Regions from separate parts of the Homo sapiens genome. Here all the other regions are linked to region 1. A link is a contact called in ENCODE Hi-C or POLR2A ChIA-PET data. All regions are on one chromosome and are shown on one strand. Each heading gives the region's core, a stretch centred on a gene start or an enhancer-like site at or near the end of the contact. The rest is flanking DNA. Distances are from core to core; before and after follow the strand shown. Region 1 overlaps LPP (LIM domain containing preferred translocation partner in lipoma). Region 2 overlaps LPP (LIM domain containing preferred translocation partner in lipoma). Region 3 has its middle 57 kb from the start of LINC01991. Region 4 overlaps LOC107986166 (a long non-coding RNA gene). Region 5 has its middle 85 kb from the start of LINC01991.

Region 1 (2,914 bases), core at 235-2,734:
AAAAAGGCCACAAGGGGAAACCATAAAAGTAGAAGACAATTTCAGAGACTATTGCCATAGTCATGGCAATGGATGGTAACTTGAATTTAGGTAGATTCAAAAGAAGTAATGATAGCAATCAGAGTCAGAAAACATTCTGGAGGCAGAACAAACACGCACTGGCCAAGCATGTACTCTGAGCAGGAGAAGTAGTTAAATGAGTTATATGGAGGTCCTACAACACGGGGGTGAACATGCCTCATGCTTCAGGAGGTCTTGGTAGATCTTGAGATGACGCATTTCGGGTGATGCTGCTGCTCTGTGAATGACACTTTGAGAACCAAGGCTCTAGGAGAGCCAGGAGACAGGAACAACAGTGGAGCAGGAGGTGATGAACGTTGGACTTATGGTAATAATAGATGGAATATAGTAAAGAAGAAACATTCAAGAGATGTGGCAAAAAGAAATTACCAAAGACTTGAGGGCAAATAATCTAGGAATGGAAATAAAAAAGAAGATGGTGCTGGTGGAATTGCCTCTAAGCTTTCTTAAATGACATTGTTCATTATATAGATAGAAAAACATGGTTTCTATCTATCTAGTGCAAATCAGTTTTCCAAGTCACATTTCATGTTGCCACAACCTATCCCTATAAAATAAGGCTAGGGAAATTATTGTAGTTATAGATAATAACGACAACAACAACAATACCAATCATTTATTGAAAGCTTATTCTGTGTCAACCACATTGCAACATGTACTATCTCCAAATCTGGCAATAACTCTATTCCTATGTAAGAAAATGACAAACTAATGCTCAGAGACGTTATATAGCTCACCCAGAATCATTCCTGCTTCAGCTGGATTCAATCCCAGGAGAAAACCCTAAAATCTATGACCTCCACTTCCATTCTGCCTAACAAGCTGAATCCATAGGAGAATAAGATGCCCACTTGGGGCATTCACCCTCAAAGTCAGAGTTCCCTTTTAATCTGACTAAATTTCAAGATCACAACTGGCAAATCTTGATTCATAGACTCTAGCAGCATAGCAATAAGGACCCAAGGTCAGGTGCCACGTGCATAGAACAACCATGACTTATTTTATTTCCACATAAGGAGAATGCAACTTGAGTGTTTCATGAGCTATTCACTGCTCATGCTCAGACTCATGTCTCTGCACTCAAACTCTAGTGCTTTTCCATGGCCTCTGTTTACCCTCGACTTTATTCTGCTACTGCTTTGCAAAGTTTTCTTCCCAGAAAATAAGTGGCTGTCTACACAGTAATGTGTTTGGAGTGAAGATGTGAGAAAGAGGCCCTCATCTGTGAAGATGCATGGTGAACGGTAGTAGATATTGACAAGTAAGAAAGGTTAGTTTAGATATTTCCCCAGCCCAGGAAGTGGGTACAAAATGAGCCACAAGACCTTCCTTCTAGTTACCCACACTGTGCTTTCCCAAGGTGATTCACAGGTACAGCTCCACTGATCTGACAAAGGGGACTGTCTTCAGAAAGATGAAAGGATGTTTTTATGTCTGCTCTCTCTCTTTTCTTTATTTGTTCCTTCTCTAGTAACAACAATTAATTGTGCTGTGCGGGCAGTACAGAGATGAGTCTACCGGGAAGCCAGCACAAATCCATCAAGCGCTTTTAGTCCAAGCTTTTTAGAAGCAATTGCTTACCACATTTTCACCGCTCTTTTTCTCACAGCTAGAATTAGAGTGGATTTTACCACACAATCACTCTAATGCCCTTTTCCCCCACCTCTAAAGTGAAGATGGAAGATGACTATTGGTCCATCACCAGCAAAACCATAAGACATACATGAGAAAACCAATTCATTTAGTGTTTTATAAAGACTAAGTATTGGGTCCTGAGATAGGTATCCCACATACATTAACATATCACAACTTTGTGAGGCAGACATTGTCTATGTCAAACAGGTGAAGAAATTAATGCTCAGAGATGAGAAGTTACTTGCATAGAGTCATACAACTAGAAAATAGCAGAGCCAGGAAGTAAACACAGGTCTGACTCCAAGGCCAATACTTTTCCCATCACTACAGCTGTCCGGCACTCTTCCAAGAGCACTCACAACTTTTCATTCTCTTCTACCAGAGAATCAACATTGCAAATATTACTTAAAACTCAGGCCGTATATAACCAAAAGGCCTTTTTAAAGAGGTCTTTTCTAGGAAGAGTGAACGACTAAGCCATCATAGATTCTATAAGAGTTACCTCTGACCAACCAAACATGTTCCTGAGGGACCAGTTAGGGTCTCTTCCATGCCTAACTAGGAATCATGGAGACTCTTGAATTTCCCAGCTCAGGGCTCTGAGAAAATGACATCACATAAAGCCTGCTCCCTCACCCAACACCAGGGCATGCAGTGAAGAAGGACGAATCAGGGAAAGGGACACAGTGGAAGCCTGAGGGCCTATAAGTCATATGTTCACAGAGGCTCTGGTTCACAATGAAGCATAATAAAATAAAACCACCCAGTGAAAAGTATCTACAGTCCAAGCTTAAACTTGCCTTTTCATTGTTATCCTCACAACCTCCATAGATTAAATGTTGGAAAGGATCAAGCCACAGAAAAAATAAGATTATCCAGTCCTTAGGCCCTTAGACATAATATCTGAGCAAAGATGGGGATTCGTATATGTAAGCAGCATCCTTTTCTGTCCCCCTTTACCTAGAGAGTGATGAGGTGAAGCATCTTGAAAAGATTCCTTATCATAAGCTGAGATGACAGGGACACCTGATGAGAATGGTAATTAAATCAATAAGTAAATAAACACTTGGATCAATGTTCTTCATTTTTGCTGGCTATCTTAAGAAAATGGGATGCCTTATAAAGGTATTTCACTCTTCCAACCATAAATACAAGGTAGCTTCACAAAGTTTTCTCTATTTAAAGTTATTTTGGTTTT
Region 2 (2,914 bases), core at 267-2,766, 470 kb before region 1:
ACAAATCAGATCCTTTATGTCCTATTTTGTACCTTGTTTTTTCCTAAAATAGTTTTTAAGGTGTCTTTAATTAGCATATATAGATTTGTCTTATTTTTCTGATAGCCTCCATGTTATTATTGCATGCAGTTGCTGTACTTTATTTTACTAGTCCTTTTATTCTATCATAAAAATGTTGCAATGTGTATTCTGAAACAGAATACCACTGTGCCTTTATGCAAATACGCCTACTGTCTGAAATCGAGTTGCAGGGTCAAAAATAGTGCACACCTAAAATTTTGAAAGATAGTGCTAAATTTTGTTTCGAAAAGGTTGTATTAATTTGTACTCCTATCACAAGCCCATGTGAGTACATGCTTCCCATACTTTTGCCAATACCAAGCATTGAACTTATAAATGCCGGCTGGTCTGAGAATGAAAAAATAATATTTTAAACTGTATTTCTTTAAATAATTTGAACATCATTTCATTGGTTCATTTGTTATTTTTATTTTCTCTTCTGTGAATTGCCTGTTGATAGGTTCACTCTTTTTGTCTAATAAATGATTCTTTTAAAACCAATTTCATGAGATTTTTAAAATATATAATCAAAATTATTGGCATCAATGTTGATTATTCCTGTAAACATGAATAAGTAAGTGAGCTGGTTTCCAACTTTGTGAGGATTAAATGAGAAAATGGGTTTGCAAGCACATCAAAAGCTGGAAAGCACCACAGACACATAATTCTTGTATGTTAGGAAGATTTATTTACGTGAATGTTTTGAATCATAGTACATGCATAATCTGGCCACACCATGTGACAGAACGAGGTAAGTGCTTACTGTCATAAAGTATAAGACCGATTAAGGGAATAACCTGAGTAGCTCTTTTTGAATTAAATGTACAGGCTTAGTCAGCTGCTCAAGGCCAGCCCCCTGGGCCCAGCTTTCCTGATTTTCAGTTCAGTGTACTTTCCTCTAAATCAGACATGTTATAATAACCGTTCAACAACAACAACAACAAAAAGGGTTCCAGAACATTGCAATAAAGTGACTATTGAATAAAGTGTGTCACACTTATTTTTTTGGTTTCCCAGTGCAGTAAAGGTTATGTTTACACTATATGGTAGTCTATTAAGTGTGCAATAGCATTATGTCTAAAATAACAATGTACATACCTTAATTAAAAAATACATTGTTGCTAAAAAAAAAACCCAACAACAACAAAAGACTCACTATGGATGAGGTAACACATTCAGTAAAAATAACTGAGGTTAGTGGCCACAGACTGGGAGGAACAGCAAGGTCTACAGGGATGGAGTCAGCAGGCACAAGAGCAGCCACAGAAACTGAGAAGGGGCCCCAAAGACTGATGATGCAACACGGACAGTCAGCATAAGTTAGACCTTGATTCATTCTGGTCTATACTATGTGGGAAAGATGAAGAAAATGGAAAAAACAAAAAATGAAATGAGTGCTGGCAAGATTCACAGGAAATGACTAAAAGGTTTAGAGCCGGGGGGGCGTGCTGCAGGGTTGTAGGAATCGGAACCATTTAGCCAGGATGTGATCATTTACCCCACTGCTACCCCTTTGATGCTTATACAAAGGGTTCTGTAGTCAGTGATGTCATCCTTCTTCAACTCAGTACAGCCCCAGAGTCAAGAAACACTTACTCGGTGCTTACTGCAGGATGCAATGAGAAACAAGACATCAACCCTCCCCTTAGGGAAAATGTATAGCTACTGAGGTATGTGTCAAATAGGTAATTTAAATACAGTCTTCTAAATGCTATGATGAGGAAAAGCAGAGGATGCTATTACAGGATGATGGGGAGGATAAGGCACAAGAATCACACATACTTGAGGGAAAAGTGATGTCTAAATGGAGGCCTGAAGGAGGAGAGTTTTTGGCTAGGTGATTGGGATGGAGATGGGAAAGCTACACATTCCATCAAGGACAAGTGTTTACCCAGCCACAGGCATGAGACAATCTCTCTGTTTTGGGTGTGTGTTTAGGTATGTGTGCACAAGTGGATGTGCATGTGTGTGCATGTGGCTATGAGCTCTTTACATGGTAGTGTGAGGAGTATGAACTGTCTCTTCCAAGTAATGAAAAGTCACTAGAAAACACTGAAGGAACTTGTCTCATAAATGAAAGAAGATATAAAGGAAGCCAAAGTATTATGTCAGAAATTGGTTAATAAGTGGATAAGAGGGGATACTGAAGGAAGAGGAAGGATACAGGCCAGCTCCTGTGCCTTTGGTTGGAGCAACAAGGTAATGCCATTCATGGAAAAGGAACACAGAGAGGAGCAGGTTTAAAAGGGAACACCTTGGGTTCTGTCTGAAACTGTTGCATTTGTGGGCCTATGGGCCAATCTATGAAGACTGCAGGCTAAAATGATAGATACATATCTGGAGCTTACAGAGAGATCCAGCTGCAGATTTTGGCCAGAGAGTTCTCAGCACACAGATGATATTTGTACTCACGGAAGCAGATGAAATAACTCAGGAGTACAGATTGAGACAAGAAGGGAGATTAGGGCAGAACTCAAGAAAAATGGAGAATTTAAGGAATGAAGAGAGGAAATCTATTAAAAACGGTAGAAAGTTGTGTACAGCGATAGGAAGAAAACCCAGAGTGTACGGTGCTATAGAAGTCAAATGAAACAAAGATAGAGTCAACATCTTTAAATGCTGCAAGAGCTCAAGAATGATAAGGACTGAAGAGTCTTAAGTGTATTAAACATCAAAGAGGTCACTGGTGATGTTCAGAAGTGTGGTGTAAGTGGAGAGGTGGGGATAGAAACTGAATTACAGGGAGCTGAACTGTTAGTAGAGCAAAGACAATAAAGCTTAGATGTATGTGTGTGTGTGCGTGTGTGTGTAAGAGAGAGAGATCTAAAGTTGTCAAAGGGTTTTTAATTTTGAT
Region 3 (2,914 bases), core at 279-2,778, 400 kb after region 1:
GCCCTGGGTTGGAGGACTACACCGCATGACTTGGTGTGTGCGGCATTGGCACGGTGTGGCGTGGGGTTTGTGGTGCTGGAATGGTGCAAAATTTCTCTTGAAATGTGTGCTGCTGCTTTGAGAGACCAATGGGATCATTAGAGAATGTCCACTGTTTATTAAAATGAACTCCATGGAGTACTAATCTCATAAGATCCGTGTTCTAGGGCCAAGTAAAGAGGAATGTTGTGTATCCATATTTCCTCCCTGTAGATTTACATTCAAAGGCTCTGAGAAGGGCTGTAGCAAAGCAACCTGTTTCATTTGGAATAATCCTGCTTTTTTTTTTTTTTTTTTTTTTGAGACGGAGTCTCGCTCTGTCACCAGGCTGGAGTGCAGTGGCATGATCTTGGCTAACTGCAACCTCCGCTTCCCAGGTTCAAGCAATTCTCATGCCTCAGCCTCCCGAGTAGCTGGGACTATAGGTGTGCCCCACCACACCCAGCTAATTTTTTTGTATTTTTAGTAGAGACGGGGGTTTCACCATGTTGGCCAGGATGCTCTCGATTTCTTGACCTCGTGATCCACCTGCCTCTGCCTCCCAAAGTGCTGGGATTACAGGCATGACCCACCGCACCTGGCCAATCCTTCTTTTTAAAAACTTATTTGATGGTGGTGTCAATTTTTACCTAAAACTACTGTCATCCTGGGAACTGATGCTCCGTGGTGAACACTGTGGTAACACTTTTGGGCAATTCCAAGGATGACACATAGACTCACAAAATGTTAGAACTGAAAGCAACACAGAATTTAATGCCATTCCCCCACTTTTTGAATAAACTAAGCAGAGGCCTGCAAGGGTTATACCAAAGTAATGACCAACAACCATTAACTCTGACCTGCAAGAACTTGAAATTTTAAAATGTCAACAAATGACTGTGTAACATTAGGTCATGGATTATGATGTAATATTATATTATACATAAGGTTAGACAGCAGTTACAAGAATACTGGACTTAGAATCAATAAAGCTGGGGTCTAATCGGAGGCCTCTGGCTCTGTCACTGTCACTGCTTAGGTCCATCTTTCTACTTTTGTTAGTGTTGTGTGCCCCCATCTCTAAAATGGGAAGAATAATGCTTGTGTGGCTGATCTCAAAAGTTCCGGTAAGAATCAAGACAGAACGAATGTGAAAGTGGTTTATAAATTGCACTGTGATATGTAGGAATCTTCCTTCCTCCTAACATATTGATGTTACAGCAGCATCAGGAGGATGTGAGTATTTTCCATTGCTTTTCTCATTGTGAGGGTAGTTTGCATGAATCTGCCACAGACTCCATCTTTCAACCACTTTCACTGTTTAGTGAGGTGACTGGTTACCTCAGCGAGCCCTCAGCAAATCTAGTTACCCCCTTGAGTGGAATGCTGGATCTGTGATCTTACACACACCTGACTAGCAAGGGAAAGCAGAAAGTTATGAGCAAGGTGAAAGTCTCAGCAGATTTTTGGACATTTGACTTCTAGTACTCACAGACACCTATGAAAAAAACAAAGGCTTCCGAATTTTGTGTTGTTAGGACTCAAAAAGAAGAAGAAAAAGAAGAAGAATTCAATAACAGTCATCACCAAAAGACAGAAAGAGAGGAAGACAGAATGTCTGCATTGAGAAAATCTTGGTATCTTATCTCTGGGATGTTATTGATGATCTGAGTATAGTGCAAAATCTTAAGTGAAATGAATTGGTGGTTTCAGTTCCGGATATGGTATGCAAAGAAAAAAAAAATTTGCTCTTTGAAATTCAACGCTTCCTCGTCTGTGCTTCAGGAAGCCACACGCCTGATGTTGAGCGTGGAAACTGACTCATTTCTAGCCCTTTGAGATTAGCCTCTCTAGCCCCCAGACTGTGGGCAGGATCTGGGCCCTAATGGGAAACTAGAATTGGGTCTGTCCAAACCTGGAGGAGAATCAGACACAACCTCATCGGATGCACATCTCTTTTAGGGTACTCAGCCTCCCAGAAGTTTCTGTAGGCAGAGGACCTTCTATACAAACTATCTCCAAAGCTTTTCAACTTGTAATTGGCAGTAGGTAGGTTGCCTGAAGTGGCAAAAAGCAAAAATACAAATACAGTGCTTACCAAGCACTTATCTTCAGAGTCGTGTTAAAGTAAGCTGGCCAACTGCCCCCCACTCCTCCCTTGGTGGAACAACACGTCTCTGACACTTTCAATTTAAAGACTCACATGTGTTTTCTCACCAACAAGCCCTAGGGAGTAACGAAACTTTCTTCTCCTTGACTCTCCCAGCAATCTGTTGATTTGGTGTCAACAGGTATTACAGGTATCTGTGTGTCACTTAGGCATTACATTTATTTAGAAAAGAAAAGTATGTTAGAGACTGGATGTCTCCCCCTGCCCCATTAAACTGACACAGGGAACCCCAGGATGACAGGGAGTTCAGATCTTCTAGAAGTGACCACTCCAAGCTTCAAGCTTGACCCTTTAGACCTTAAATCAGTGGTTTCCAAACTTTTTGCATACCCTCCCAGTAAGAGAAATAAACACTTGAAATGGCTTTTTTGCTTAATTCTGATGGACACATTAAAAAAACAAAGCGTTTGTCTAGAGGTAGTGAGAAGAATGCTGATTTAAATGAGAAGACAATGAGAGGCAAAGTGATGTTGGGGGCGGGGTGGGGAGAACAACTCGAGACTTGGCCTAGGGTCAGAAGATCTGAGTTTACTAACTTAATCTCACTAAGCCTCACTTTCCTCATCTGTAAAGTGTGAATGCTAATTACAAAATGAGATCACATATGTGAAAGCGTTTGCCTTATAAATGGTAAGGGATATGCAAAGGTTCATAGCTATTACTATGTATAAGCTTTTAAATATTAATGATTAATTTGTGTTAGAAATGAAATTTCAGACTTCATCA
Region 4 (2,914 bases), core at 236-2,735, 330 kb after region 1:
TTCCTGAATTGAGTTAAACCTATCATGTTCATGATCTCACTTATCCCTCAAAGGGACTTATAAAATAGATAGGGAAGAAATGTTTACTTCCATCTTGCAGATGAAGATACTGAGGCTCAGATGAAATGGCCACCAGCTCAGGGTCACATGATATTCTAGATAGAAGAACAATGGGTCTCCTGAATTCCAGTCTAGAATTCCTTTCTCTATATTGCTGGGATTCGTGCTTAACTCTCCCAGATTTGGATTGTATGTTTGGTCACTGATACTTCCTGTCAACATAAGTGAAAGCACCTGGTTGCTTCTTGCAGGGGTAATGACCACATAACCCCTGCATCCCTGCACTTCCCCACCTTGATTCATGCTGTTCCCTCTGCTGGGAATTCTCTCTTCTCTCCTCTGAATGGTCAACTCCTCCTAATTCAATTTTAGGCCAACTGAAATCACACCTACTCTTTGATTAATTTTCTTTTGTGTGTTGCCATAGTGCTGTGCATGCTTCTGTTACAGCACATCAGTGGGCACCAAGCTGTAGCCAGGTGTCTCTCATGAAGTCACAGAAGGGAGGGAATTCAGTGACAAGCTAGAGGAAATGCTTGTTGAGATCCAGGAACAGTCTTTGTTTTTATATTTTTATCACTTACCACAGTGCCTGGAATATAGTAGATATTTTTTGACTAAAAGTTGCTCAGGGCCTGAAAATTAGGCTGCTCCTGAAAAGAAATGAGATGGCAGACAAGGAGTTATATAATAAAAATGGAAACTAGGATCTTAGGCTTCAGGTTTCAGAGTGGATGTCTTGAGGCATTGGATAACTTCCTACAGTTCTGTGAATCATGAGATGGTTATGAACTCTTTGGAGCTGAAGGGACTCTTCGATCCTTTTTGTAAGATGGGTCTACCGGCATTTCCTGTTCTGAGAGAGCATGAGGTCCCTCAACTAATGCCTTGAGAATTGAATGTTGGTTTGCCACTTACTGTTGCCTTAGCCCCGATTTTTCCTTTAACAAAGTGTCAAAAAGAACTTTAGATGGAGAAAATGAATTGAGTGAGGGAAAAAGTCCATGAGTCCCAGAACAACCTCCAGTTTGGTAATGATTTATCCTATTCTATTGTTAATTTTGCAATTAAGCAAGAGTACTTTACATGCCTGAATGACCCATGGATTGTATCTTAATCAAATTAATGTGTCTGCAACATAAGACTGATTCAGTCTTCAACTATTAGAATGACAAATGATGCAAAAACCTCAATTTTTTTTCTCTCCTTTCTCTCTCTTCTCCCCACAAAACCCTCTATCATGAAAGGTCAACTGACTGAAAGTCTGTTGCTTTGATGGCTAACATGAGATCCTATTGGTTAAAAAGTAAGAAGGCTGGCTACCGCCCCTCACTCCACTTCAAACCAACTGTATGTGTATGTGTGACTGACTATGTTTGTAAGTTTGGATTAAAAAAATTGTGGTTAATTCTTCTTGTTGTGTACTTCCTGCCACTGACATTTGTTGCTGTTGCTGTGTAGTGAGGTTGAGGCTGGGTGGGAGAATCAGATACAAATGACCTATATATTTATTCCCCAATTTTGACTACCCCTCTCAACCACTATTCTTGGAAAACCTGGAAAGTAGAAAACGATGGCCAGGAATGCCAGCTAGAAATTGCATTGCCCTGAACCAACCCCCATGACTTTGGGTCATCTTAGTTGATAAGACATTTGAAAAAATATGACTCTGCTTAATAAAATGGCATACTGTTTTTTTAGATTATAAATCACAAGTAATGATTTTTTTTAGAAACAGGCCTTTGTGGTTTGAGTTATGGTAACTGGGATTTAAACCTCCCTAGACTCTATTCAATCATCTTTTACAGTAACTTCAGTAAATAGTCTCTCACCCTTGTCCAATCCATTTCCACAATTAGTGGGATACATTTTTTAAAATGTTAATTAGATCACAACTCTTCCCTGTTTAAAACTCTTTGATGGGCCGGGCTCAGTGGCTCATGTGTATAATCCCAGCACTTTGGGAGGCCGAGGTGGGTGGATCACAAGATCAAGAGATCGAGACCATCCTGGCCAACATGGTGAAACCCCGTCTCTACTAAAAATACAAAAAAATAAAAAATAAATAAAAAATTAGCCAGGTGTGGTGGCTGGCGCCTGTAGTCCCAGCTACTTGGGAGGCTGAGGCAGAAGAATCACTTGAACCTGGGAGGCGGAGGTTGCAGTGAGCCGAGATAGCACCACTGCACTCCAGCCTGGTGACAAGAGCGAAACTCCTTCTCAAAAAAACAAAACAAACAAACAAACAAACAAAAACTCTTCCATGGCTTCTCACTGTACTTAGAATCAAGTTCAAAGTTCTTGCCATGGCTTAGAAGGTCACATAGTCTGCCCTTGCCTTTCCCCTTGACCCCCTCTTTTGTCCTTCCTCTTCTATACTGGCCACCCACTTTCCAGTCTTGGGGCCTTCAGGCTGGTCTTGATGCCTGCTTGCCTCTCGCTTTTTTTTTCTGGCTCACAGCATAAGGATCACTCCTTCAGAAAGGACGGATCGGACCCACCATGTAGGTTATGCCATCCCTTCTGTTATGTTTCTTTACACTATCGTATACTTTTTCTCTCATCACAAATCATAATTTGTGATTTTAGATATATTTCTGTGCTTATTTTTTATTTTATGACTGTTCGCTCAGTAGCCAATAAGCTTTATGCCTGCTTTGTTTGCCTTGGTATCCAGTTCTGGGTATATAGGAGGAGCTTAATGAATATTTATTGAAAGAAAGAATGGGCAACCCATTGACTTTCATAATACTTAAAATTCCTCAGCCATAATATGGAAATAGTCTTGTCATCATTATTCTACAGCTAGCTATGGAATTCATTCTGGTATTTGTTTCACACTGAACTTTGAGAT
Region 5 (2,914 bases), core at 299-2,798, 260 kb after region 1:
TACCCCCTGAGGTGATTCCCAGACACCCCAAGTTTGAGGACAACTGGCCTAAGTTTCCAAAGGTGCTTCATAGTTGACCCTGCAGAAGGGCTTTCACTCCAGGCTCAGCGCTCGCTCTCTCTGGCCCCAGAGACCTGCAGGAGCTGGTGACTCTGGAGAATACAGATCCGGAAGGGTAAATCAGGGAGTGAGGTTCGTTTTTTAGTTCTCCTGCAATTTGAGAGGCCTTGTTGCATTTTTTTTTTAAGACTAGTTCTAAAGGAATTGGGCAAATGATTCCTGTTTGCCTGTCAAGCACCATGATGTTTAAATGTATCTCTGTCTTGAAACACTGTTACTCTCTAAATTCCAACTGATCATTTGACAGTTGAAAAAGCTAGCATAAACCACTTTCTTTCCTTTTTTAAGTTAATAGCTGCACTCCAGTCTCTAACGCTTCATGTGTAACAGTTTAAAAGATTGGCATGCTTCCCTCTATGGCTTTCCCATCTCATACAAACTTTAAGTTGCTGAAAATCACAAGTGATCGTCTCTGAATCCTAACTATAGACATTAAAATGAGAAAAAATAGTTCTTCTGGTTGTTTTGAAAATGATATAACTCTTTCCTGATAGTTAAAATAACATTTACCTCTTCTTATAAGTTGGTCTGGGTTGTCTTACTATTTTATTATGTGACAGCTTCTAACATTTTAAGCCGATTCCTTCAAGTTGTCCTAAAACCTCAGTATCACTAGAGATTACTTGCTAAAACTTTATTTTTCAATGATTAAAAAGTAAACAAATAGACCAGGTGCAGTGACTCACACCTGTAGTCCTAGCACTTTGGGACGCCAAGGCGGGTGGATCACGAGGTCAGGAGTTCAAGACCAGCCTGGCCAAGATGGTGAAACCCCGTGTCTACTAAAAATACAAAAATTAGCCCTGCGTGGTGGCACGCGCCTGTAATCCTGGCAACACAGGAGGCTGTGGCAGGATAATTGCTTGAACCCAAGAGTCAGAGGTTGCAGTGAGCTGAGATTGTGCCATTGCACTCCAGCCTGGGGTAAAAAGAGAAAAACTCTGTCTTTTAAAAAAAAAAAATTAAACAAATAGATCATCAAGTTATTTATGACGATTAAACAAAAGGACACAATAGGTTTTCTCTTAAAAATCAGCTTGTATATGTATGCTTCTATGGAATATTTGTCTGGGCTTCAGGACAGGGATCTCCTGCTACCCCTGCTGTGTGAACTTGGATAAGGCACCAGCCTTTCTGGCCTCAGTTTCCCCATCTACAGAACAAGAGAGAGACATACAAGTGATTTTTGAAGACCTCTCCAGCTCTCAAAGTTATCAGGGTAAAGTATCAAGAGGTTATGAAACGTCTCACACTGTGGGAGGGAACAAATATGTCATGATTTTGTTCCAGTTTAATCTGTTTCACATTTAGTATAGTCCAACCTGTGATAGGTCCTCTGTGGAACATAGATGACTCACTTCCTGTCCTAAGTGGGTCTTCTCTGAGGTATGGAACAGATCCTTCCTTCAGATATGGAGCCAGCAGGGGGGGTCAATGGGCCTCTGGGCAAATTCTTCGTGTTCTTTATCTGTGTCAAATTAAACCTGCTAATCAGCATACACCTATGCCCAAGGGCATGTAAGGACAGTGCAGCTTAGAAACTAGATGTTCCTGAAAAGTGTGCCCATCAAGTTTTTATAAACATGATCACATTTTAAATGTAGAAGAGTAGTTGGCAACTGAAATGGAGATTAGGGTAAACCTTTTTGTAAGATGACAAATGCCTTTTGTTAAGTAATATTGAAGGCTGAAAAGCCCAGTGTATCTACCACTTCTTCCAGGGAGTCTCCCCAGCCTGCTGCTGGATCCTGGCAACTTCATTCATCTCCTTCCCCTCTAAATTCCACTCTACTTTAAGAGCTGAGCCCACATCAGTAAGTACAAAATTATGCTCTTGAAACCACAGGGTCCTAAAATGTTAAGGCCAGAAGGGAACTTTGAAACATCAATCTCTTTACCCTACCTTTATCACCCACTCATTTGTGTATTCATTAATTTATTTATTTAACAAATATTTAGTTAATGCCTACTGTGTGTTAAACATTGGGCTAGGCATAACACATACAGCAAAATCAAGGCATAGAAATCTCCTACCCTCATGGAATTTACATTTTCTCTCTGTGTGTAAAGGTAAACAGTGTATATGTTGGTTGGCTGATGGAATGGGGAATTACTGGTTGGGAATGGAGAGCTACTTTAGATTGGTGGGCAGAGGAGGTTTCTGTGAGGAGGTGACATTTAAGCTGGCATCTGAAGAATGAGAAGGAGCCAGCCAGGGCAACTGCTTAGGGTGGAGAGAAAGAGTAACTGGTGGAGACTGAGTGACGGGGAAGAACTGGGAGAGCCTAGAGAACTTGAGAGGGGTAGAAAAGGGGTAGCGAGGTGCAGGTGCAGACAAAGGCAGAAAGGAGGGCAGGGATCATATCAGAGAGGGCTTTGAGGCCATGGTGTGGAATTGGTATTTTCTGCTGAGTTTAGTGGGAAGCCATTGGATGGCAAAGAGCAGGGGAGTAAAATCTGATTTATATTCTTGAAAGATCCTTTTGGCTGCTTTTTGGAAAAGTGATTGTAAGGAAATGAGAAAGAAAGCAGAAAAAATGTTCTAGAGGAGCTTTAATGGGACTATTTTAGACTAGGGTTGTTGCAGTGGGGTGCAGAGATGTGCACAATTAATTTTGGGGGTGGACTCACAAGACTTGTTTCTGGTGATAGGGGGTAACTGGATAGGGGGTTAAGAAATAGGAAGGAATGAAAGATAATTCTTTATCTTTAAGCTTGAGAACTGGGGGAAGGGTTGTTTATTAAGATAAAAAGATTGGGGAAATACAGTACAGCTTTGAGAGAAAATCCAAGA

What was found. Hi-C counts contacts between places; a loop is a spot of excess contacts on that map. ChIA-PET counts read pairs that join two places held with the same protein, here RNA polymerase II (POLR2A). Pooled maps may share reads with other maps.
Region 2: a loop to region 1 is called in a pooled map, with 8 times the contacts of the local background. The contact joins two enhancer-like sites. A Hi-C loop is called at or near these places in 9 of 50 pooled maps. POLR2A ChIA-PET finds 5 or more read pairs at or near these places in 2 of 52 experiments (activated CD4-positive, alpha-beta T cell and activated T-cell).
Region 3: a map of naive thymus-derived CD4-positive, alpha-beta T cell shows a loop between it and region 1 (2.5-fold over the local background). The contact joins two enhancer-like sites. A Hi-C loop is called at or near these places in 1 of 168 maps with a recorded cell type or tissue (naive thymus-derived CD4-positive, alpha-beta T cell) and 10 of 50 pooled maps. POLR2A ChIA-PET finds 5 or more read pairs at or near these places in 1 of 52 experiments (activated CD4-positive, alpha-beta T cell).
Region 4: a loop to region 1 is called in a pooled map, with 2.8 times the contacts of the local background. The contact joins two enhancer-like sites. A Hi-C loop is called at or near these places in 4 of 50 pooled maps. POLR2A ChIA-PET finds 5 or more read pairs at or near these places in 3 of 52 experiments (CD8-positive, alpha-beta memory T cell, activated CD8-positive, alpha-beta memory T cell and activated naive CD4-positive, alpha-beta T cell).
Region 5: a map of sigmoid colon shows a loop between it and region 1 (2.9-fold over the local background). The contact joins two enhancer-like sites. A Hi-C loop is called at or near these places in 2 of 168 maps with a recorded cell type or tissue (ascending aorta and sigmoid colon) and 5 of 50 pooled maps. POLR2A ChIA-PET finds 5 or more read pairs at or near these places in 2 of 52 experiments (PC-9 and activated CD4-positive, alpha-beta T cell).

The regions. Positions count from the first base shown.
Region 1 is chr3:188,321,806-188,324,719 of GRCh38, reverse strand. The region is part of intron 2 of LPP (LIM domain containing preferred translocation partner in lipoma); the gene reads right to left. Among named protein-coding and RNA genes, the nearest start is that of FLJ42393, 140 kb to the right of the region's middle. Within about 2 kb of position 1,484, at least 4 of the 41 ENCODE cell types and tissues checked have a DNase peak (open chromatin) inside an H3K27ac peak, as active enhancers do.
Region 2 is chr3:188,787,378-188,790,291 of GRCh38, reverse strand. All of the region lies in intron 9 of LPP (LIM domain containing preferred translocation partner in lipoma), which reads right to left. Among named protein-coding and RNA genes, the nearest start is that of MIR28, 100 kb to the right of the region's middle. Within about 2 kb of position 1,516, at least 2 of the 41 ENCODE cell types and tissues checked have a DNase peak (open chromatin) inside an H3K27ac peak, as active enhancers do.
Region 3 is chr3:187,918,130-187,921,043 of GRCh38, reverse strand. No RefSeq gene overlaps it. Among named protein-coding and RNA genes, the nearest start is that of LINC01991, 57 kb to the left of the region's middle. RefSeq lists an enhancer at 1,607-1,786. Within about 2 kb of position 1,528, at least 7 of the 41 ENCODE cell types and tissues checked have a DNase peak (open chromatin) inside an H3K27ac peak, as active enhancers do.
Region 4 is chr3:187,992,827-187,995,740 of GRCh38, reverse strand. LOC107986166 (a long non-coding RNA gene) reads left to right here. Exons shown (of 5, transcript XR_001741061.2): 5 at 1-1,468. Among named protein-coding and RNA genes, the nearest start is that of LINC01991, 18 kb to the right of the region's middle. Within about 2 kb of position 1,485, at least 2 of the 41 ENCODE cell types and tissues checked have a DNase peak (open chromatin) inside an H3K27ac peak, as active enhancers do.
Region 5 is chr3:188,059,958-188,062,871 of GRCh38, reverse strand. No RefSeq gene overlaps it. Among named protein-coding and RNA genes, the nearest start is that of LINC01991, 85 kb to the right of the region's middle. Within about 2 kb of position 1,548, at least 5 of the 41 ENCODE cell types and tissues checked have a DNase peak (open chromatin) inside an H3K27ac peak, as active enhancers do.